2 separate regions of the Homo sapiens genome follow, and region 2 is linked to region 1. A link is an interaction called in ENCODE POLR2A ChIA-PET data of the cell type or tissue named here. Cell type or tissue: OCI-LY7. All regions are shown on one strand. Links, peaks and the distances in the headings refer to the core of each region. The heading gives the core; the rest is flanking DNA.

Region 1 (11,528 bases), core at 5,559-8,058:
AGTGCTGGTGATTTTGTCTGGGAGCTTTTGCAGATCAGCCAGCTCTGCCTTTTCGTTTTTGATGGTCACTGAGTCCTTTTTTTTTCTTTTCCCCCAGAGGAGTGATTTTCTGTGTGTTTTTGTTTTTGGAGTGTGTGTGTGTGTGTGTGTGTGTGTGTGTGTTTAACCAATGTGCTTGCTGACAAAGCCAGACCCTGCCTTCTGGCTGCCTTAGATTTCATGGCATAAAGTAGTGCTTCCTGGACGCTGATGCTTGTGAGGTTGGAAATGTTTTTCTGCTGGAAAAAGTCCAGAAAAGGTAGTTATGTGTGGGCTGATGTTAGTGCAAAATGGAAAGTCTACTGTCTTCCAGTTATAGAAGGGGAAGTGAGAAATGATGACATGCACTTTGAACTCAGTATCTTAGAAACGGGCCACCCTTGCTCTCCTCCCACAATCCAAATCAATTTCTGAAAAAGCACTCTGGTCAGCCTGGATAATGCACCCAGCCCTGCTGATGAGAACAGCGGAGGGAAATGTCTCGATGAACAGTTTCATCTGGATCACAAGGATTTAGGAGGGACAGCTCCTAAAATGGAGGGAGGTAGGACAGACTAAGAAGCCACAGATTTTCCCTGCAATGACATTGATCCTTTGGTGGGTATTAATTAGTTCACAGAAGAAACTCCAAAGAAATTTGTGGATTACTGGATAGCATGAATTATGGAGGAAATATTGCTGCTCTTCCTAAGTGAGAGACCTTTAGGGTGAAATGACTCATTTCCTCTGTTGAATGGAAGCACCATTCTTACATATTACTTCCACATTAGGACACTAATATTTGAAAACTATACCAGACTGCATTTTGAATGACGACTTTGTACCCAGTATCTTCACATGAGTTACTCTTTTGATCCTCACAAGCCTCCAGAAGAGGTAGGTGATGTCTTCTTGGTTTTACTAAGACAGGCATCCAGGGCATAGTTGGAGCCAGCAAGGGGCAGAGCAAGTCCTTGAACCCCGATTGGTTTGACTTTAAATTTTGTGTTCTTTCCTCTACATCACAGCTGCTTGGAAGAGAACTGCCAGATGCTGCTGTTAATCAAGGTTGTGAAGTTGCATACAAATTGAGAAGGAAAGGAGGAGGAAACAGCATCATAAATTTTGGCACAAAAGTGTAAAGCTTTTAAAGACCCTCAATATGTCACTGCTCCTAGCTAAGTTTGTTGCCACATAATTAGGCCGAAAGTCCTAATTGCAGGTTGATTTTTAAACCTACATGACCCTGTGCCAGCAGGATTTATGCTGAGACATTTACTTTAATTAAATGGCTACTTAGTGACAGGGCTTAAATATATATCATTTAAAGAGCCAGATAGTTTTTTTTCAGATACTCGGTCGATCAAGAACACATTTCATCCTTATTAACAATACATAGTATTCAACTAGAAATATTTGATTTGATTTCATTTAATTGAAGCCATTTGAGGTCATCAAAAATTATTTGCGGAGATTTTCTCTAATCTGTGGTTTCAGGGATGGGAAAATTGGAAACACATGGATTTACTACCTCACACTCTCCCACTTCAAATGTTACACTGAGGCATTGGTACCTTCTAACCCCCTGCACTGAGAGAACCTCATGCGGCCAAAACCTTTGGTTTCTGAAGCCTAGCCAATGACATGCAAAATAGCCTTTTCTCTACCAAAAGCAAGAAAAATCTTCAGTTGAAAAATTGGGCTAATGTTGTTCAGTAAACAGTATGAATTAAAACTAGTTCAATTTGGCTTAGATTTTATACATCATCTCAACACAGAAGATTCTGATGCAAAGTGAAAAATGAAGCATATACTTGCTTTAAAAATACAGCTGTTCTGGCCTGGCATGGTGGCTGACTCCTGTAATCCCAGCACTTTGGGAGGCTGAGCCGGGAGGATCATGTGAGGCCAGGAGTTCGAGACCAGCCTGGCCAACATGGCAAAACCCTGTCTCTACTAAAAATACAAATACTAGCCAGGTATGGTGGTGTGCGTATAATCCCAGCTACTCGGGAGGCTGAGGCATGAGAATCACTTGAACCCTGGAGGCAGAGGTTGTAGTGAGTGGAAATTGTGCCACTGCATTCTAGCCTGGGTGACAGAGTGAGACTCTGTCTCAAAAAAAACAAAACAAAAACAAAAAAATCCAGCTGTTCTTCTAGTCCCAGAATTCCAGTTTGGCCTGCCTTGGAGCATCTATTTGGGAACAGGCATATGTGACCTTCCAATTCAAGACTTTGCTTCTGTTGTTGCTGCTGGGATTGGCAGGCTTCTGTGTTCTAATTACTCTTTTAAAATTCCATTTAAAATGCAATTTCATGTAAATGTGTGTTTTCACATTTAGTTTTTATAGCATTTCTTTTCTTTCCCAACTATATCAGTGATAGGTATTAACTGTAAGATGTGGTATATACAGATGAGCAAAAGAAAAAAGGAGAAAATAACTTGTAATCTAATCACTAAGACATAAATACTACTGACTTGGTCTTTTTTCTCTTACTCTTCCTCTTTATGTATGTATGTACATATTTACTTAAAATATAGACTTGCTATCTCATTGTATATGTTACTTAATGCAACAAAATTCTTTTTGCATGTTTGCCAGGTGCCAGACACTAGGCTAGGCCTTGGATATAGTTTTGTTTACTGTTTTTTTTAAATTGTCACTTAATGCTATATGATAAATATTTCTCCAAGTCTTTAAAAATTATTTGAAATGACATTTTTAATAGCTGCATAATATCCCATCATTTTGATGTGCCATATTTTATTATGTCCCTGAGATTGGACAATTAAGAAGCTTTTGGTTTTTTTTCTATAATAACCAACACCCTAATATACACCCTGAACATAAATCTTTGTGCTCATCTCTGATCATTTCCTTATAGTAATTTCCCACAAAAATTATGGGGGTAAAGAATATGAAAATAGCTATAGCTTATCTGAGGTTGCTTTTCAGTTGCTACCTTCATCTTATTCTTTCTTTGTCTCCAAAGTGACTTGATTGCCTTAAAGTGATTCTAAAATTCACATAGCATTAGAGAAACCTAGACTATGCTTTAGAAAACAGTCTATCTTCCCAAAGATACATATACCCTCTTAAAGGTGCTGTAGTATTGCCAAGATACATACACATATAATATCTTAAAGTTGCTGTATGTACCTTTTTAAAAAGAGAAAGAGTTCTAAGCTTGTTTACTTAGAAGGTCTAATAAATCAGATCATTAAAAGTGTGAGAATTGCCTGTTTATGAAAACGTGCAGTTGGTTCAAACTGGCTATATAAATCGGCCAGATTGTATGAGCCAGTCTACAGGAGCTTAGCAGTGTACAGGTCCAATTCCATTATTTGCTCAATAATAGTTTTATGCTTAGGCTCAGCGTATGAGGCTGATAATTGTGGCATGATAAGACTGCACAGTGCTCAAGTGTATAATGAGCAATGCTTAGCTGGAAGAGAGAAAATATTTATCAGTGCTTTGCTAATGAGATGTTTTTTATATCATCTAATGAGTTGGTTTTATTTTAGGTAAGGTTAAATGTGTTTAATATGTTTCATAGAGATCTTGAAATAACATGTGCTGAAATAAATTAGAAAAAAAATCAGAAAAATTCCAAGTGGGCTCTCTGGAGTAATCACCTCGTAGATATTATTTTGAAAACCAGAAAACTGGTTGGAAGATGATATGCCAAAAATAACATTGTCTACATTAAACAGACTTACTTTATAGACCGCTTGTGTAACAAGATGTATAATGCTCTCCTTTGAGAACTTCTCCTTCCTTCAGGCTAACCTTGTTTGGGTGATATACCAGACTGTGTTAGAGGGGTCATAGCTCGCTGGGTGGCTAAGCCCCTATATGTGTGAGGTAGAAGTCTTGTAGAGTCAAAATTACTCTTGAAAATCTCTTTGGAAGGTGCCACCATGGAGGCCTGTATACTATCCCTTGTGGAGGCCAACACAGCCACTTTGGCCTGCAGAGTTGGAGCCGCATTGCTGTTTCTTTGAGCACCAGATAAGAAGTTGGCTTGCATTTAGGGGCCAACTTGTATGAAAAATATGTTTCTTTAAACACTAGAATCCCAGTCAGCTCTGTGAGATGTTCACACTGTGAAAAGCTTTCTGGAATGAGATGCAGAGGAAGCTGTGGGGTCGTGTTTCCTTTTTTCTCTCTCACCGTGGGCATGTGATCACCGAGTTCCTGATTGAAGTGTGTGTTTGTGTGTGTACGTGTCCACCTCCCTTCCTTGTGGGTGTTAACTGAATTCTTTTGAGCAAAAACATGTCTGACATGACACCACTGCAGTTGCTGTGATGCAGAATTTTTACTCATGTAGAAGTTCTTCTGTGAGAGCCTGCAATAACCTTTTTGGTTAATACTCCCTATAAAAGGAGAGTGGAAGAGGCAGGGTGAACAAATGTGTTATTTTGAATGAATGTGAATGAATCATGAGCAGAGATTTATTGAGGGCCTACTATGTGCTAGCAGTTAGGGATATAGTGGTGACCACAGTGACCGAATCCCTGCCCTTCTAAAACTTATGGTCTTGGTAGATTCCTGAGAATTTGCCTTTGTCTAGGCAACAATGGACTGACTAGATAACCATTAAATACATAGGGGTTCAAATATTTAGTGCAGAAGCATTTTGGGTTCTCGAATAGGGACTGTGTGATACAAGTGGTTTCTTTGAAAATTATCCATGATCTAAGCTCACACACTTACTGGCTCATAAAAGCCAGTTTCAGAGGCCAGATGACTTTCGTGTTTGGTGCCAGTGTGCTCCCACTGGATCCCTATCTGCCTGGTTGCAAACTCTTGGCTCTAGTACTGCCTGATCTCTAGCATACTTTGATCCACCAGAAAGTCCCTCCTTGTTCCAGTTCCAAAACTCTAGCTCTGCAATATCTCCTCTCCTTCCCCCAAAGTGGTGCTGTGGGGTGTGTGTGTGTGTGTGTGTGTGAGAGAGAGAGAGACTGAGAGAGAGAGAGAGGCTCAGTGAAGGGAATTCCCGTGCATGAGCTTACTGTTGATTACTAGCCCTTCATCACCGGAGTGTTGGTCACAAACCTGAGGAGGGCAAAGTGATTGGAGTCCCGAGGTGCTTGTGTTCCTTTGGCTCTGTTGGTCTGGATCTGTCGATCACCTTTCTTGGGGCTTCTTTGTGCTGCGTCGTCTCCTGCTTGCTGCCCCCCACTATTCCTCTTCTCTGAGTTATGGTTTATAACCTGCTGCATCTCCTAATGAACACCTGGAACCTCCAAGTTGGGAAAAGAAGGAGCATCTCATGGTGCCTGGGGCAGCAGGATGGTGTGGCCCTGACTTGGCCCAAGATTCTTGTGCCCCTCGAGGTGGTACCCCTGAGAAATGTACTCATGGGATTAGCGTGATTTCACAGATGGTTAATTTTTTTAAGTTAGTTAACTAAAGACATTATTTTTCCATTGAAATGAACATGGATATCTTAAGGCAGCACTAGACTGTAAAATTCATGTGAATGTTAAGTTAAAAACGTATTTTTCAGGCAGACATGTAGGGAAAGACGTTCACTCTTGTCTTCTGTTACAGGTACTTTGGTGGAAGTACCTGGTTGATCCTGGCTCCTTGGCTAAGTTATTGAAATTTTCTGCAGAATGGGGATAGTTGGAGGATTCACTGGGATATGCAGAAAACACTGAGTGTGTGTTACTTGCCATCTCTTCCTGCTCCCCATTTCCCCACAACATCCCTGGGTTGTCTCTCACCCTGGAGGTATCCTGCTCCCTGTGTCACTGCTTCTGTGGCAGGAACTATGCCTTCCCTGCCCACGTGTGCTGGTGATGCTGCTCCTGGGTGTCCTTGGATCTGCCCAAAGGGCAACTCCTGTGATCTCCCAGAATATTGAGGGTGCAGGACCAAGGAGTCCTTAGAGAGCAGCTGCAGCCTAGGTCATGGCATAGGGGTGGGTGGGATATGATTAGAGAAGAGGCAGGGGGTCCTCCTGGCCCGCTGCCTTTTCTCGGCATGCAGGTGCACAGTGGCGTCTACATACTATGAGGGAGTGTGTGATCCCCAGGTAAACCCCACTGATGGAGCAGGACAGGACTAGCTTCTAGACACCCCCTCTCCAATACCACCAAACAGAGCACATCCTGCCCCACATGGATGCCTCTGCCCCATCAAAGGTGGCAGGAGGACATTTGCCTCTCCAGCCTCTCATTCACTGTGCTCAGTTTCTGTTTCTGACCCCCTTTGAAGCTGCCTCTCTCCATAAGGGAGGAATGATATCTGAGCCGAAGGAGGATGACACATGCCATTCCAGTCCACAACCCGTGGCCCCCTAATCTCTCCAAGACAAGATGTTCCAACAGGTGGGGGTGATCCTTCTCTCTTAAGGCCTGCCTTGCATGAGGACAATTTGCTTCCTTCCTAATCTCTGGAAGAAGGTGTTAGAGTCAGATAGGCATTGGCCTTAAGGAACATTTATTTCTGAGTGTACCAAGTGTGTCTTTGATGCTTTCCCAGAGGAACCAGCTCAGTGTAATGGGAACAGAACAAGCTTTGGCGTCAGAGAAATCTTGGTCTGGATGGGACCTCAGCCCCTCACTAGCTTTATAACATCAGTCAGGTTACTTACATTACTGAGCCTTGGTTTTCTCATCTGTAAACGGAAGATGTTAATCGTAACTCACTGTTAGGGGTGAAGAGGAAGCAATATAATGTATGAAAAGTGCTTGCCATACAGTAGTAGCTCAATAAGTGCTTCTCAACACATCTCAAGCCCAGCATTGGATTCAAGACAGTCCTTCTTAGGAGGCCTCAAATCACATTTGTTTTCTTTCTTTGTCTCCATTCGAAACACCCAACTTCCTCTTGCTGCTGTTCTTTTTTTAGGAGTCAAGAAAAAACAACCTAAGTAAACATTCTCCACTAAGGTGTGACTGAAAGATAGTCTCCTCACTCACTCAGAGGTGATTTCAACAGGGGAAACTTTAACTCAAAGGAATTTCTGTAAGACGTCTCTTAGGTAGTAGGAGTGGATTCCTGTGGTCTCTGTGCGGTTCCTGGCTTTGCCCATATTCCCCCAAGTGAGGTCTCCAAGTACCCAGTCCCCAGCAGCCCTCAACTTCTAGCCGCAGTCATATCTTCACTCCCTGTTAGGCTAAACCCTCATCTGATTCTTTGCTCCCCTGACTCACAAGACAATCTTGTGCTGTGTGCTGATACAGCATGCTTATCTGTCCATCTTAGAGAACTTAGAAGCAATGTGCTTTAGCTTTTCATGACAATTTCCATAAACTATCCTAGTTCTTAGAGGAAAATGAAGTAGTTAAATGAAAGACCAATCAACCAATGTTTAATTCTTGATGAAATTAAAAGTTAACTGATGACATAACTGGTGGATCATCCAGATTTCTCCTAAACTGGAACGGCAAATGGGCCAGCTGTTATTGACTGGTAATGATTGCCTGGACTGCTTGAGTGCTGAGGAAGAGTCTAAGGTTGTGCTTATTCAAGATGGAAAAGAGTATCATGCTTGATTAGTGATGTCTGCTAAAGGCACAGGAATGGATGTGGCAGCTCTGACTACATATTTGTCAGGCCTTTCTCCGACTCCCATCCCACCATTTCTCTGTTCATTTGCACTCCCACTTGAGAGCAGTTGGGGAATTGAAAGTGTTTTCAAGCCAGGTTTACTCTGGTAAATGATTTAGCAGGGCTGAAGCAGGATGCCAACTAAAACTTGTTTTTCATGATTATCTATAGATTTTATATTTATCCTATTCTTGGTGTACATTCACATAATTAAGAGTTGCTATGAAGTCAGAGTTTTTTTATCTCAAGGCTCATAAACAGCATCAGGATTTGGTCTATTCGAAGAAACTACTCAGAACGTCTTGTCTTTTCATCTCTGAACAGCCATGAGAATGTGAACTGTAGGCAAGGAAATGAATTGCATTCATGAATCACTTGAGCGGCACAAAGCAAAGCTTAGAGCTACCTCTAATAGTCTTGCCTGTTATATCCCCTTTGCCTTTATTCTAAATGCCTATTTTCCAGATAGCCTAATGGATGAATCACACTATGTTCTGAGAGAGGCAGACAAATAGCCTGGAGAAAATGGGGCACTTACATGGGATTTCAGGTTATTCTTCTCCAAGCTTACCATTAGAACCCATGTGAAAGCATTAAAGAGAAAGCTATTCTTTTTTTTATTTTTTATTTTTTATTTTTTTGAGACAGAGTCTCGCTCTGTCGCCCAGCCTGCAGTGCAGTGGTACAATCTCGGCTCACTGCAAGCTCTGCCTCCCAGGTTCACACCATTCTCCTGCCTCAGCCTCCCGAGTAGCTGGGACTATAGGCGCCCACCACCACGCTCGGCTAATTTTTTGTATTTTTAGTAGAGACGGGGTTTCACCATGTTAGCCAGAATGGTCTCAATCTCCTGACCTCGTGATCTGCCCTCCTCGGCCTCCCAAAGTGCTGGGATTGGGATTACAGGTGTGAGCCACACTGCTTCTGGCCAAGAAAGCTATTCTTGAAAAATAAGATACCTGGTGTGTGGCACAGCTTACCATTGCCCACTTACCTCTCTCACTGGGAACTGAACCACCTGGATATTAGAAGTTGAAGGGCTAATTGCTCTTTCTAGAAGTTTTGCTTATTATCTTCCATTCTTCCCTTAAGGTGGAAGGAGAGGTGAGTGGATCATCATATAAGCCTTCTGAGAACTAAGAAGAAACTACCAGCCCCTTCTCTGGCCTCCACTTTGTTCTTGCACTATTGGGGCGCGTGGGGGTTGTCACCTGGTATCAAGCATTCTCCACTAGGGCACCTATAGGCAGGTTGAGGTCACGCTTTTGTTTTGAGAGTCTTCTGTGGAGTTACTTAGAAGATGTCTAAAATACGTAACAAATCTCAGACCTCTCTTTGAGCATTGACAGTAACATATTTAGAAAGTTCGAGGAAAGTGATTTTTTAAAAGTTCATCAATACTATGTAATACTACGATAAAACCAACAGCCCAATAATAGCAACAAAACTCCCTGTCACCATTTGGTGTCGCCTCTTCTTTCCTGGCTGTACAATTTATAGAAGGGGGAGGAAGACTTTAGAATTTTACTTTTAGGAATCCAGTACATTTTTAAAAAGCTGGTTGTGTTAGAGGCTGGCTTGTAAGAACTCGTATGTGTCTTCCTCATTTCTGTTTTTCTTTGAGTTGCCAAATGTTAAGGTTGGGATTATTCAACCCATATGGGGCATGATTTCCTTTTTTCTATAACATTTCTGGGCAAGCAGATTTTGACTCAGTGCTACCAATCTGGGGTGTGTGCTCCCTTTTCCTGGTGGACTGGGGAAAGGTCTATCATAATCTCATGAAAGAGCACCATGGCAAAGGAAGAAACGAGAAGAGGATCTTTCTCAGTGATTTGAGATCAGTGGTGAGCTGGTGTTAAGAGTAGTGTTTCAAGAGAAAAACAGAAAGGGAAGGGAACATTTTCATTTTCTAATATATGTTTTTCTCTGCTGGCCTTTGAGATGCCAGAATGATAAAAATCAGAGGGGTCATCTGAGAGGTGGCAAAAAATAAAAATCACCTCTAAAAGAGAAGCAGCTTAATGTGCCATCCGCAGGCACAGCTGTTTAATCATGGGTGATTATTACACTGGGATAGACTAAAAGAATTAAAAGAATGTTGTGGCTGTGATTTAAACAATGAGGACTCTGGTAAGAACGTCCTGGCCTCATTGGTGAACTAGGACTGCAACCTGAATGGAGTTATTGAATAAATTGATAGCACAGTTTTCAGACACCTGCCCCCTTCCCTCCATGCCATGATTTTCCAGTTGCTTGCTCTGTGGCCAATTTTGGGGTAGATCCAAACTTGCTTCTTCAGCACCTAGCAACAATCTCAAATGCCACAAGAAGAGTTTTAATTTAATTTAGTGCACGGCCACATTTAGTAAGTTTTTGAGAATGTTCCTAATTTATTAGCTTAAAATCTTATCACGATTTTTAAATCCATCACTTCTCTTCAAAGAATGATGAATTAAAATGTAGGTAAATTTTTCTTACTTTCCTTGAATGAAATACACTGAGAGCAGACAGTCTGATTGACACTGTTATGTATGAACATGAGGGACGTAATTCTAAAGAGTACTGGCCTTGCAATAACTCTTTAGATTTATCTTATGTGACTCCTATGCTTAATGACTCTTTGACAATTGATGATGGAGGAGCCAGTCCTGTACATCCTTTCCCTACTATGTTATTATTGATAACATAATCAACCAAAATGCTTTTTGTTTGTTTGTTTTGAGACGGAGGAGTCTCGCTCTGTCGCTCAGGCTGGAGTGTAGTGGCGCCATGTCGGCTCACTGCAATCTCTGCCTCCCAGGTTCAAGCCATTCTCCTACCTCTGCCTCCCAGGTTCAAGCCATTCTCCTACCTCAGCCTCCCGAGTAGCTGGGATTACAGGCGTGTGCCACCATGCCTGGCCGATTTTTGTATTTTTAGTAGAGATGGGTTTTGCCATATTGGCCAGGCTGGTCTCAAACTCCTGACCTCAGGTGATCCGCCCACCTCTACCTCCCAAAGTGCTGGGATTACAGGCACGAGCCACTACGCCTTGCCTTATTTAATACTTTTGAAATTACTTCCCTAAACATCTTTTCCCTAGCAGAGCGCTAACAGTGTGAACTTCACGGCAGCAGAGACTATGTTTGTTTTCACCCATGCTTGTATGTCCAGCCTAGGCAGAATGGCCAGCACATAAGAAGGGCTCTGTAATATTATTTACTGAAAGAATGAGTGAAAAAACATCATCTCTATGCTGCACATCTTCTGTCGTGCCACCACTTTTGTGTGGCTTGTCATCCCCTCTTAGCTGAATGACTGCCACAGCCTCCCTTGTGTTCTCTCCGCCAATCCATTCTCCTCTCCGCAGCCAGTCTGAGCTACTAAAATGTGCATCTGCATATGTCACCCCCTTCTGTTCAGTCTTACTTGCTTCCTGTTTCTCTGAGGTTAGTGACAAAGTCTCAGCGTGGCCAGCCCCACCTTACAATTTCACTCCTTGCATCCCACACTCCAGCCTCTGAACTAGTCACATTTCCCCACACCTGGTAGGCTTAGGCTCCCTCTGATCTTTGGGTCTCTGTAGATGTTACACCTTCACCTAGGAATCTCTTTTCCCCAGCTTAGCTGTCACCTCCTCTCTGAAGCCTTCCCTGATGACACAAGGCTGGGTTGGGTGTCCCTCCCATATGACCCTGTTGCTTCCACCGTGATGTCACTGTTTACTTTTCTTCCTCCTCTCTAGATTCGAAGCTTCTTGAGCCTGGGACTGTATCTTGATCATTGCAGAATCCTTGCCACCTAATGCATTGCCTGGCCCACCATCGGCACTTGGAGAAATGATTGTTGAGTGGGCAAGAAGAGGGCAATATGGCATAGTTGAACTAGCATGGGATCTGGAGCTGGAAAGATCTTCCCAGTGACTGGCAGTCACCTTGGGCCATCCCCAAACTCC
Region 2 (11,528 bases), core at 3,211-5,710, 91 kb after region 1:
TGATCCTGAAGCATTGAACAATCTTCAGTCCCGAAATAAAGGTCAAATATGCTTGTTTCTTTGTTTATTTATTTATTTATTTTTTGAGACAAGGTCTCGCTCTGTTGCCCAGGCAGGAGTGCAGTGGTGTGATGTCGGCTCACTGCAGCCTCTGCCTCCCAGGTTCAAGTGATTCTCATGCCTCAGCCTCCTGAGCAGCTGGGACTACAGGCATGTGCCACCATGCCCAACTAAGTTTTGTATTTTTAGTAGAGATGGGGTTTCACCATGTTGTACAGGCTTATTCTATATATAGTGAATTATGGAACAGAGTAAAATATTGTAGAAAAAAATGCTAACAGGAGCTAAAACTAGAAGGGTTTTCTGTTTGGCCTCTAATTCATGAGGATACTTTTAAGTTGAGGCATATGTAATTGCCATTTTTGTGGGTCCAAATACAGTTGAGCAGCAGTAATTTTATATGATTAAACAATAATCTGGGGTCATTCTCATTAATTGTTTTTTTTTCTTTTATCAGTTTTTCCTAACTGAATTGTCATTGTTAAACTTTTCAGTGAGGAATGGCAATTGTTTTCAAAAGCATTGCTTTCATTTTAATACAACATTTTTAAAGGCTCTCTACTAATATCTTGGCAAAACCTCACCATTATTCATTAGTGTGGTAACAAGCATCACCTAGATCTCCTTGAAGAGAAGGCTCACATATGAATCATCTTTTTTCTCCCCACAGCTTTTACATTATGCCTGACTATAGGAGGTACTCAATAAATATTTGTTGAATAGTTGCCATGAACCAGCTTTTTACAAATAACTCAGCAAAATACTGGTGGCGATGAAAGCTAATAGTTGATAATTTAGGTGAAATGAATCAGCAAATTGTCCTATAAAGGTTAACGATGTTTTCTGCTGCTTTGTTTGTAAAGGCCACTTGGATGTTGTAGCATTGCTCATTAACCATGGCGCAGAAGTGACCTGTAAGGATAAGAAGGGTTATACCCCTCTGCATGCTGCAGCCTCCAATGGACAGATTAATGTTGTCAAGCATCTCCTGAACCTGGGGGTGGAGGTGAGCTATGATGAATGCATCAATGCATGGCCAGTGTATTTGTAAGATTTCTGTTATTCTAAAGTTAAATCCTGTTTGCACTTTAATTCAAGGGCAGGGGAATTGTTTTCTAGCATCCTGTCTTTTTGAGTTTTTGTGGGCAACTGATGAAGGGCAGTGGGGGCATACACTAAGCAGAGGAAAACTGGAAACTGAATAACTTTCTATATCAACATAGATAAATATATAGACATAAAGATTCTATGTAATATATATTAACCAGTTGTTCTTAAAGACTGGCCAAGGTTCTGCATCCCACCTTCCAAATGTAGCCTTCTAAGTCATGACTTACAGCAGAAATGAATGAATAAATGGCAGAGACAAACAGCAGCAATGTCTACTCTTGAGCTGGAAAAGGCAGACTGCTGCCTTCTCTTTCTGCTGGTAGAACAGGAGCAGTGGTGAGGCTGGAACATCCTGTCCCCCAAGAAAGGAAAACCAAGTTGCATCATTATGGAAAACCATAATGAGGAAACCAGGCATCCAGGGCAGGTCTCAGAAAGCAATAGGGAGCCGTGGACGAAACACACCTCCTGACGGCACCACTGCTCTGCTACTAAAATGCAACCTGGTGAGGTGTCGGACTCCAGAGCAAAACAGAGAGTGGATTCTGACCCGCCTTCCATGTTTAGACTCCACAGCCACCTCCCCTGCCATCTCCGCAGCCACTTCCTCTGCCATCCCCCACCATTTCTTGAGGTTTTCTGTGCCCCAATCCTAGAGTGTGGGACTCTTTTCATTCTCCTCTGATTTACTTCTCTTTTGGTGTTTTGAAAGCAGCTTTGCCCTTCACCTTTTATTCCTTTGTTAGCTGAAAAATACCTCTCCCCAGGATGAAACTTCTCTGTCTCCAGTTCATTTTTTGCCACATTGACTTTTTGCTGATCTTTACCATGGGGTGACAAGCATTCCCAAGATGACCACACTGGGGCAAGAGTAAGCTCTGAACAATTATATTGGCGGATGGCTATTTCCTTTCTCTAGCCACAGCCGTTATGCTTTTTGTGGAAAATGGAGTAAACTGGCTCTAATGACTTTAATCACCCTGTGTTGGACTCTTTTGCAGATTGATGAAATCAATGTCTATGGAAATACAGCGCTTCACATCGCCTGCTACAATGGACAGGATGCTGTGGTTAACGAGTTGATTGACTACGGTGCTAACGTGAACCAGCCAAACAATAATGGGTTCACCCCTTTGCATTTTGCTGCTGCCTCCACTCATGGTGCTTTGTGTCTTGAATTGTTAGTAAACAACGGGGCAGATGTTAACATTCAGGTATGACACTCTTAGTCTCTGTGTTGAATGCCTTTGCATTGAGCTTCTGTTTGAGCAAAATCAACTGCTGCAAATTATGCCATGTTTTAGTGAGTTGGAACCTCACAGCCTTGTCCTGGATTTGGAGGCTATAAGAAAAGTTGTCTGGAGGCTGAGGCAGGTAGATCATGAGGTTAGGAGTTCAAGACCAGCCTGACGAAGATGGTGAAACACCATCTCTACTAAAAATGCAAAAATTAGCCAGGCGTGGTGGCGGGTGCCTGCAATCTCAGCTACTCGGGAGGCTGAGGCAGAGAATTGCTTAAACCCGGGAGACAGAGGTTGCAGTGAGCTGAGATTGTGCAACTGCACTCTAACCTGGGCAACAGAGCAAGACTCCGTCTCAAAAACAAAAAAAAAAAAGTTGTGTTATTTTTCTTCAGGAGTGGTGGTATCAGCTGAAAGGTACCAAGGCTCCAGCCGTGTGTTCTTGTTAGCTTAGTGAATGTGTCAGGACAAATACTGGATCTCTAGGATATTGACTTGCCCAGAAGCTAATACTGAGGTGAATGTTGAGCTGATAGGGCAGTGTTGCTAAGAATTCAAAGGAAGGCCTAATAATGATTGTAGGCCTGTTTCCAACTCCAGTGTGGGTTTAGAGCTTCTCAGATACCTTCTTTCTTTTCTTTCTTTTTTTTTTTGAGATGGAGTTTTGCTCTTGTCACCCAGGCTGGAATGCAATGGCGTGATCTCAGCTTACTGCAACCTCTGCCTCCCAGGTTCAAGCGATTCTCCTGCCTCAGCCTCCCCAGTAGCTGGGATTACAGACATGCACCACCATGCCCAGCTAATTTTTTGTATTATTAGTAGAGATGGTGTTTCACCATGTTGGCCAGGCTGGTCTCAAACTCTTGGCCTCAAGTGATCCACCTGCCTCAGCCTCCCAAAGTGCTGGGATTACAGGTGTGAGCCACTGTGCCCAGCCAATACCTTCTTAAAGCAAACCCCAGATAGTGGCTTCAGTGATGTAGCACTGAGCTGGTCATCACAATCATTCCTTTATTCAGCAAATTTACTAAGGACTACCCAGTGCCCTCTGTTTGGTACTGAAAGAGTGCTCTAAGATGAGATTCAGTCTCTGCCTTTAAGGAACTTACAGTGTAGTAGGGAGGTAGCATGCACTCAGGTAATCATGAGCAAGAGAAGATATGATGAGAAGAGTCATAAAGCATTGCAAACTCTAAGAAGCAATTGTTGACTTGTTTTTTGCTTGGGAATAAAAAATGGAGATCGATTTTGAGGGGAGACTTGGAAGATTAATGTAGTTGAGTTGAGGAGGGATAGAGATAATTTGAGAGAGAGTGTTCCAGATAGAACAGCATGAGCAAAGAGGGGTGGGAATTCTGGATAGGAAAACCTCTAGGTAACTTGTCAGCTTGCCATGTGACAGCTAACCAAGGGGAGCTTATCACGCAGCATTCATAATTTGGGCGACATCACTTGAATGCATTTAGATTGTAGCAGAATATCCTTAGCTGTGCTAGGAGACCTTTTATTCAACCCAGGCTTCCCTTCTTCCCAGCACACAGGGATCCTGAAGCAAGGTCCCAGTGTATTCTGTCTCTGGTTTTGAAAAATGATTTCTAAGGTGTAATTTCAAGAATATCACATCAGTCTATTTTAATAACCTTCTCTATTCACTATTAAAATCTTATATTTTTTCACAATTTCTAATAGTGGTGAAAGATGTGACAAATTTTCAGAATAGCAATTGATTGTATCAAATAGAGTATAATTTTATGAACATGCCAAGTGTGGTGGCTCGGCCTGTAATCCCAGCTCCTTGGGAGCCTGAGGTGTAGGATTCCTTGAGCCCAGGAGTTTAAGATCAGCCTGAGCAACCTAGTGAGATCCTGTCTGTAAAAAGCTTTTTTATTTTTAATTGTATGACAGAAAGGAGCCAGAAATGAGCTGAAATGTGATTTGACCAAGGAAGAGGACTCATCTACTGGATGATTTTGAGCCCAAGGAGCTTGGGCCTCTCCAGGCTCTGCAGGCCACGAATCATTCTAGGGGTCATATGATCAGACCTGAGCATTAAAAACAGTAATCCGGTCACAGAACACCAAAGGCAGGAAAAAAAAAGGAAAATAATCATATATATGACTACAAAAAAGTCTTAAACATTTATAAAACAAAACAACAACAATAAAACCTCTAACATGAAATTAAAATAAGAGCAACTTAGGGAAAATTTTCTTCAATATACATGATAAGCAAATAGTTAATATGCTTGATATAAAAAGAGCTCATACAAATCAATAAGAAAAAGTGATCATTACTAGAAAACATGGAGCAAAAGTCAGATCACAAGAGAGAATAAAAAATACATTAAGCCTGTGAAAAACTAGTATTACTGGTAATTAGAAAAATACAAACTAATACAAAAACGTACATTTGTGTTAAAGAACGGCAAATATCAAAATGGCTAATAACACCTAGTATTATCAATGAAAACATTGAAATGCAATAAAGAAATATGATCTCTTTTTTAATGCTAAAATGTTATGGTTATGTGTGTAGATGATGCAAAAACAGAGAAAATTCTCTGGAGTATGTACCAATATGCTAGCAACAATTATCACTGCAGAGAGACAAAATTATGATTTAGGTTTTTCTTTCTTTCTTTCTTTCTTTCTTTCTTTCTTTCTTTCTCTCTCTCTCTCTCTCTCTCTCTTTCTTTCTCTCTTTCTTTTGTTTTTGAGATAGAATGTTGCTCTTGTCATTCAGGCTAGAGTGCAATGGCAGGATCTTGGCTCACTGCAACTTCTGCCTCCTGAGTTCAAGTGATTCTCCTGCCTCAGCCTCCCGAGAAGCTGGGATTACAGGCACCTGCCACCATGCCCAGCTAATTTTTGTATTTTTTTGTAGAGAGGGGTTTTTGCCATGTTGGCCAGGCTGGTCTCTTAACTCCTGAGCTCAAGCAATCCACCCACCTCAGCCTCCCAAAGTGCTGGGATTACAGGTGTGAGCCACCACGCCCAGACTTTAGTTTCTTTTTTGTGTATTTGCTTTAGTCTTCTGATTGTGATACAATGAGAATTTTAAAAAATTATTTTTATTATTATTATTTTTTTATTGAGACAGGATCTGGCTCTGCTGCCTAGGTTGGAGTGCAGTGGTGGGATCTTGGCTCACTGCAACCTCTGCCTCCCAGGCTCAAGCCATCCTCTGGCCTCAGCCTCCCGAGTAGCTGGGATTACAGGTGTACGCCACCACGCCCTGCTAATTTTTGTATTTTTTTGTAGAGACGGGGTTTTGCCATGTTGCCCAGGCTGGCCTCCAACTCCCGAGCTCAAGTGATCTGCCTGCCTTAGCCTCCCAAAGTGCTGGGATTACAGGCATGAGCCACTGCACCTGGCAGAGCATGTTATTTTTATATCCAGAAAACCAAAAAAGCTATTTTCACTTTTGAAAAAAAGAAAACCCAGGTATAGTGGACCTAGAGAAGAGCTGATTAGTGGATAACTAGAAATCAATAAAACTGGCATTGGTAAGAGGTAATAAGAGAACAGGGGAACGGGACTGAAGGGAGAGGCTTTGCAGAAAGAAAATCAGCAAGACTTGGTGGGACATGAACTGGAGGAGTTGAAGACTAATGTAAGGATTGAAATGTGGCAAAGAGGCCAGGCGTGGTGGCTCATGCCTGTAATCCAGCACTTTGGGAGGCCGAGGTGGGTGGATCACCTGAGGTCAGGAGTTCAAGACCAGTCTGACCAATATGGTGAAACCCTGTCTCCAAAGATACAAAAATTGGCCAGGCGCGGTGGCTCACGCCTGTAATCCGAGCACTTTGGGAGGCCAAGGCAGGCAGATCACGAGGTGAGGAATTCGAGACCAGCCTGACCAACATGGTAAAAGCCAGTCTCCACTAAAAATACAAAAATTAGCTGGGTGTGGTGGCGCATGCCTGTAATCCCAGCGACACAGGAGGCTGAGGCAGGAGAATTGCTTGAATCTGAGAGGCGTAGGTTGCAGTGAGTTGAGATCCCACCACTGCACTCCAGCCTGGGCAACAGAGCAAGACTCTGTCAAAAAAATAAATAAATAAATAATAAAGGAAGGAAGGAAGGTAGGAAGGAAGAAAGAAATCCGGCAAAGAAAGGTGGTGCAGCAGAGTAGTTAAGTGTTCCGTTCTGGGGCCAGACCGCCTAAATTCCAATCCTAGCCTTGACTTTTAGTATCTATATAATCATAAACAAGCTCTTTGTGTGTCTCAGTTTATCTGTAAAATTAGGGAAACAATAGTGTCTTCTCCATGGAACTGCTGTGAATATTAAACAGCTTTATCATACATAAATCATGTAGAATAATATCTGCCACATGATAAGCACTAGAAAAATAGATGTTATTATTGATGTTCATTAAGAAAGACGTCAGGAGGAAGAGTAGGCTTAGGGAGTTAAACCAATATATTTAGTTTTTGACAAGCTGATTTTTAGGTTTTGGTATAGCCAGTCTGAGAAGCCCAATAGTGTCAAATGTGGTGTTCTAGCATGGCAGACTGGTAGAGAACAGAAGAAAAAATGTAGATTGCTTCATTCATGTAAAGGTGATTGTTGAAACCAGGAGAAAGGGACGAGACCGCCCAAGGAGAGAGTATGTAATAGCATGAGTACAGAAAGTGAAACAGCCCTTTACTCTTAGGAACAGGAGGAGGAGAAAGAGCCAGAGAAAGGGATGATAAAAGGAGTTAGAGGAGACAGGAAGGAGTGTCGTGTTTTCATGAAGATGGAAAGCAGACAAAAAAGAATGGGGGCATCAAAGAGACCAAGGAACTGTCGTCTGAGGTTGGTAAGGAATCTTTGCGTGAGGCTGAAGTCGCAGAGCGTGGTGTTGAGGGGGCAGGAAGCACGTGGGTGGTCAAACTGCCAGCGTTCCCAAAACTGTAGACATCTGTCTTGCCATCCTGGTATCTGAAGGACATCCTGTGAATCCTTCAAAGGAAGGGAAATTATTGGAATTTAATAAAGGCGCTCTCTTTACCAACCTCCACTTAATTAATTCACAGAGTTGTCTGATGCACTTCATTTTATCTGTAAAACATGCCACCAATGCTCTCAGTGTGCCCCATACCAGAGGCTAGAAGGCTACTCTCTGGCACACCGGCCTACTGCTCCCAGTTAACTGACCAGTGGTCAGTTCAGATTGGATAAGGGACTTCAGCTTCTGTGATACATTGGTTTTTGCAGCCCCTTCTTCCCTTCCACAAATGGAGCTGAAAAGCATAATTCCTTAATTTTAATATTTATTTTTTTCCTGTGGACTGCTGATCATAACTAGAATATAAGAAATGCCATTTTAAAACTCTGAGATTTGAGTTTATTATGATTGACTCTGTGTAAATAGGATTTTGAATCAAATCTAGCCTTCATTCTCAGTCTCCCTTCATCTATTCTGTCTGTATCCTCCGATTTCCTAAATCTCTTTGAATCCTCCTTAGTTATTCCAGATTCACTCTGGATGCACGGATCATCTAACATTTCCATAGAGCCATCCTGTCTGACTCTGGAGGTAGCTGTCTAATTAAAGTTGTTATCTCTCTGTACCACATTGCTCCTTGGATTTTGAAAGTGTTTGTAGATTGCAAGACAATTTGTATTTGTTTAGATTTTCCAAAAGTTGAGGGAAGTAGCATATTGAAATGCAGCCATTACCTATCCACATGTTCACTTTGTTTTCCTCTATTCTCACAAAATAGTAAAAGTGATGTCTTCATGAGCAACTAAAAGATGGATGGGAAGAGGAGGAGGGATGTGTGTTCAGCCTGCATTTCACAGTTCCTCATTTTGCTTACATTGATTGACTCTGGTCCTGTTTTTTGACTTCATGATATGAGTTTAATTGTGATAAAATAAAGATATACTTTACTGATACAATAATCAATTGATGGTTTACTTATAATTTGTAAATAGGTAGAACATGAGAAAGTATAAAATATTTTTTCTTTTCCATTAGAGACTACATTGTAATTTCTGTAGCATCTCAAGGCTCTTTTAGCAAGCATTCAAAGTAAGCGTTAAAGAAGGCACTAGACATAGAGCTGTGCTGGATACAACTTAGAAAGACAGACTCAGAAATTGCCATTGCCAGGTTGTCTACCTCCTGTTCACTGACATTTAGCCTGTGCATGGTCTCAATTCTTTTCTGTCTGCAGGCTCTTAGATCATTTAGCTCTAAGAGATGGGAGTTGAAACATGTCTGCTTGAAGTGGACCAGTTCCCTTCTCTATATGTACCAGGACCAAATTATGGAATAGGTTGTGTTGGAGAAGTTGAAGGTGGAAACTGGAATGGGCAAGAGTAGGCAGTGATAGGGACGGTACTTAGAACGTTGGAGAAGTAAGGGAAAGGAGAGGAATGAGTGAGCCAACCACGTTCCATCTCTCTTGCCCTTAGAACCATACAAAACAAAACAAAATAAATTGGACAATGTGTGGCTTTTTCACACCAGTATTTTAGGAGGCTCTTGCATTGAATTAGGAAGACTTATTGGGTTTCTCACCTTATTTGACCCCACCCCTAACCGCAGGTTGGACTTAATGTTATCCCATAGAGCTTTTATTGCTCTGTAGTAGGGCCACTGAGCTCTGTGACCCCAGGGGTGTACCATGCCACAGAGAACATTATGCTTTCAAGACCCTGGGGAACAACAATGTCTGTAAATTTAGGGAACGTATATGGGATATTGGAAGATGAGGAAAGAAGGCATTAGGAATAAAAGAAAAAGTGAATGGATTTCTGAGGAGACTGGTGGTCAAGAAAATATAAACACTGCTTTTAGTTCAAAGATTAATCTTCCTTAGGCAATGCTGAGTTCTGCCCTGAAAGAGTACTAATATTTGTTGTAAATATTTTAATCCTCAGTATTTTTCCTTTATGACTTAGGGCTTGATTATGCCTAACTCAATAGAAGTGCTTCTTGCTTAATTAAATGGATTATCAAAATAACAATAATTTCAAAGCCCTAAATTCTATGGGAAAATGTAGCTAGAAAATTGGAGGGAGACTAGAAATTAAGAAAAAAATTTTCATAAAAGCTTTGAATAGATGGAAGAATTGCACATATTCTCTCTTTTGAGAACGCAAGGAATGTTTTATCTTTTTGTGCAATTCTAGGAATAGTAGCAACAGCCAGTACCCCTGCATGATAAATTTCAATTTCTCAGATCATGAAACTCAGTAGGGTTCCCTAGTCTCAACTTTAATGTTCTGAGTTCTAACTTTTAAGAATTATATAAAAAGTATTATCCTTTTGAGTTTCATTGGTTTTCTATAGCTTTTTGAAATAATGAGCTCCCTTTACACCCATACCATGTGAACAAAGTTGTCCCAAAATGGCTGCCATGATACTCTTAATGCTTTCTGTCCCAATTTCCCCACCTTATCTACCTGTTTCCCTATGTGAAGAAAAAAATATCAGCTATAGCCTGGACTCAGGCTATAGATGAACCCAGGCAAAGATCTGCAAAGATGGATGCAAAGCAATTGTCACCACTGATCATATGGCTGTTCTTTGCATTTTACCTAACTTTGGTCATCTCCATTTACTTGTCCCTTTACAAGTGCACAAGCACTCTCAGAGAAAAGAAGGTTGTGGTGTTTGCTATCCCTGAAATGGGCCTGGCTTTGCCCACCACACACTTCAGAGATCACTTCTGCTTTGTCTCTCTGCCTGCAACTTAGATAGCTACCACCAAGTTGGTGGTTACTCCTTGGTAAGGCCTTTAAGCTCTTTTATAGACATGGAAAATTGCTTAGCTGAATATTGTGAAGATATTTTCTAAATGCTGAAGTATTTATAGCTTTAGATATATTTAATTAATAATTACTTATGGTTTCATATTAAGAGAAAACACTGGAGCAAAATTTAAAGAAATAGCACCACCTAGGGACAAGTTAATGCCAACTCCACAATTTCTGCCTTCTCTCGCCTTAGTTATTTTGAAGTGTCATCACTTTTTAATTGGAAGGGGGTGTTTTAAATCCTTATTCCAAAGTAGTTCCCAGGTGTTTCAGTCCTTGGAACTGTGTGCAGTCCCGACAACTAAGGCCTAGCTCTGGAATCAGATAACTTTTAGGAGCTCTCCTTCCCAGTATGTCTCATGGTCAGCGATGGTTTTGTATCTCATTCTCTTGATTGCTCCAGTTTTTCCTCTAAAAGTATTATCAAGCTTCAGCTCTCCTTTCTCAGTCTGTTCTGATTCAGATTATACTCATAGAAGATGGAGAAAAGATCCTATTATTTCTTTTCTTCCCACATCTACCTGAGAATATTGAATTATAATGATACATGTTTTTTTTTTTCAATTAAGATGAACTTACCGTTCTAATTAACTTTTTTTTCTTGGCACAGACTATGTGTAATTCCTTTTTTATTTCTAAGGAATAGACTTATAGAATATAATAAAATGCTTGTGTTAAAACCTTGGTTTTATAACCTATTTTAGCCCACAGTCCAAAGCAGGGGTTAAAAATGGGACCCTCTTACCCCAATTCTGTAGTTCAGGGTTAAGGTACAGAATTCATATTTCTTTTTCTTTCTTTCTTTTTTTTTCTTTTCTTTTTTTCTTTTTTTTTTTTTTTGAGACGGAGTCTCGCTCTGTCGCCCAGGCTGGAGTGCAGTGGCACGATTTCGGCTCACTGCAAACTCCGCCTCCCGGGTTCACGCCATTCTCCTGCCTCAGCCTCCCAAGCAGCTAGGACTACAGGCCCCGCCACCACACCTGGCTAATTTTTTGTATTTTTAGTAGAGACGGGGTTTCACCGTGCTAGCCAAGATGGGCTCTATCTCCTGACCTCTTGATCCTCCCGCCTCGGCCTCCCAAAGTGCTGGGATTACAGGCGTGAGCCACTGCGCCTGGCCCAGAATTCATATTTCTAACAAGAATCCTGGGTGATTCAGACGTGGGCAGTCCTTGGTCCACTCTAAGAAATACTTACCTAAATTATTATTTGTTTTCCAAGATGGAGTTTTTAAAACAGTCATTTTAAAATACAGGCATTTGGATTTCATCACAAAATGAACATGCATTTTTAAAACCTCGTATTTTAATCTCAGACTTAGAGAAATTTTTCCTCTGAGACTTATAAAAATAAGTGTTAC

What was found. Peaks named below come from ENCODE experiments on the same cell type or tissue, not always from the same donor. Only the 100,000 strongest peaks of a DNase experiment are listed, where the experiment ranks them.
Region 2: POLR2A ChIA-PET joins it to region 1 with 5 read pairs; 5 of 35 experiments call an interaction of 5 or more read pairs at or near these places.

Annotation. Positions count from the first base shown.
Region 1 is chr2:197,205,504-197,217,031 of GRCh38, reverse strand. The region is part of intron 1 of ANKRD44 (ankyrin repeat domain 44); the gene reads left to right. Among named protein-coding and RNA genes, the nearest start is that of ANKRD44-AS1, 13 kb to the right of the region's middle. RefSeq lists a silencer at 980-1,029 and enhancers at 4,001-4,240, 11,104-11,293. In OCI-LY7, for the core only: no CTCF peak of the experiment used is centred there; DNase peaks (open chromatin) are centred at 6,161, 6,851, 7,531 and 7,931; H3K4me3 peaks cover 2,500 bases; H3K27ac peaks cover 2,500 bases.
Region 2 is chr2:197,112,188-197,123,715 of GRCh38, reverse strand. It overlaps ANKRD44 (ankyrin repeat domain 44), which reads left to right. Exons shown (of 28, transcript NM_001195144.2): 7 at 924-1,066; 8 at 2,172-2,384. Among named protein-coding and RNA genes, the nearest start is that of ANKRD44-AS1, 80 kb to the left of the region's middle. In OCI-LY7, for the core only: no CTCF peak of the experiment used is centred there; no DNase peak of the experiment used is centred there.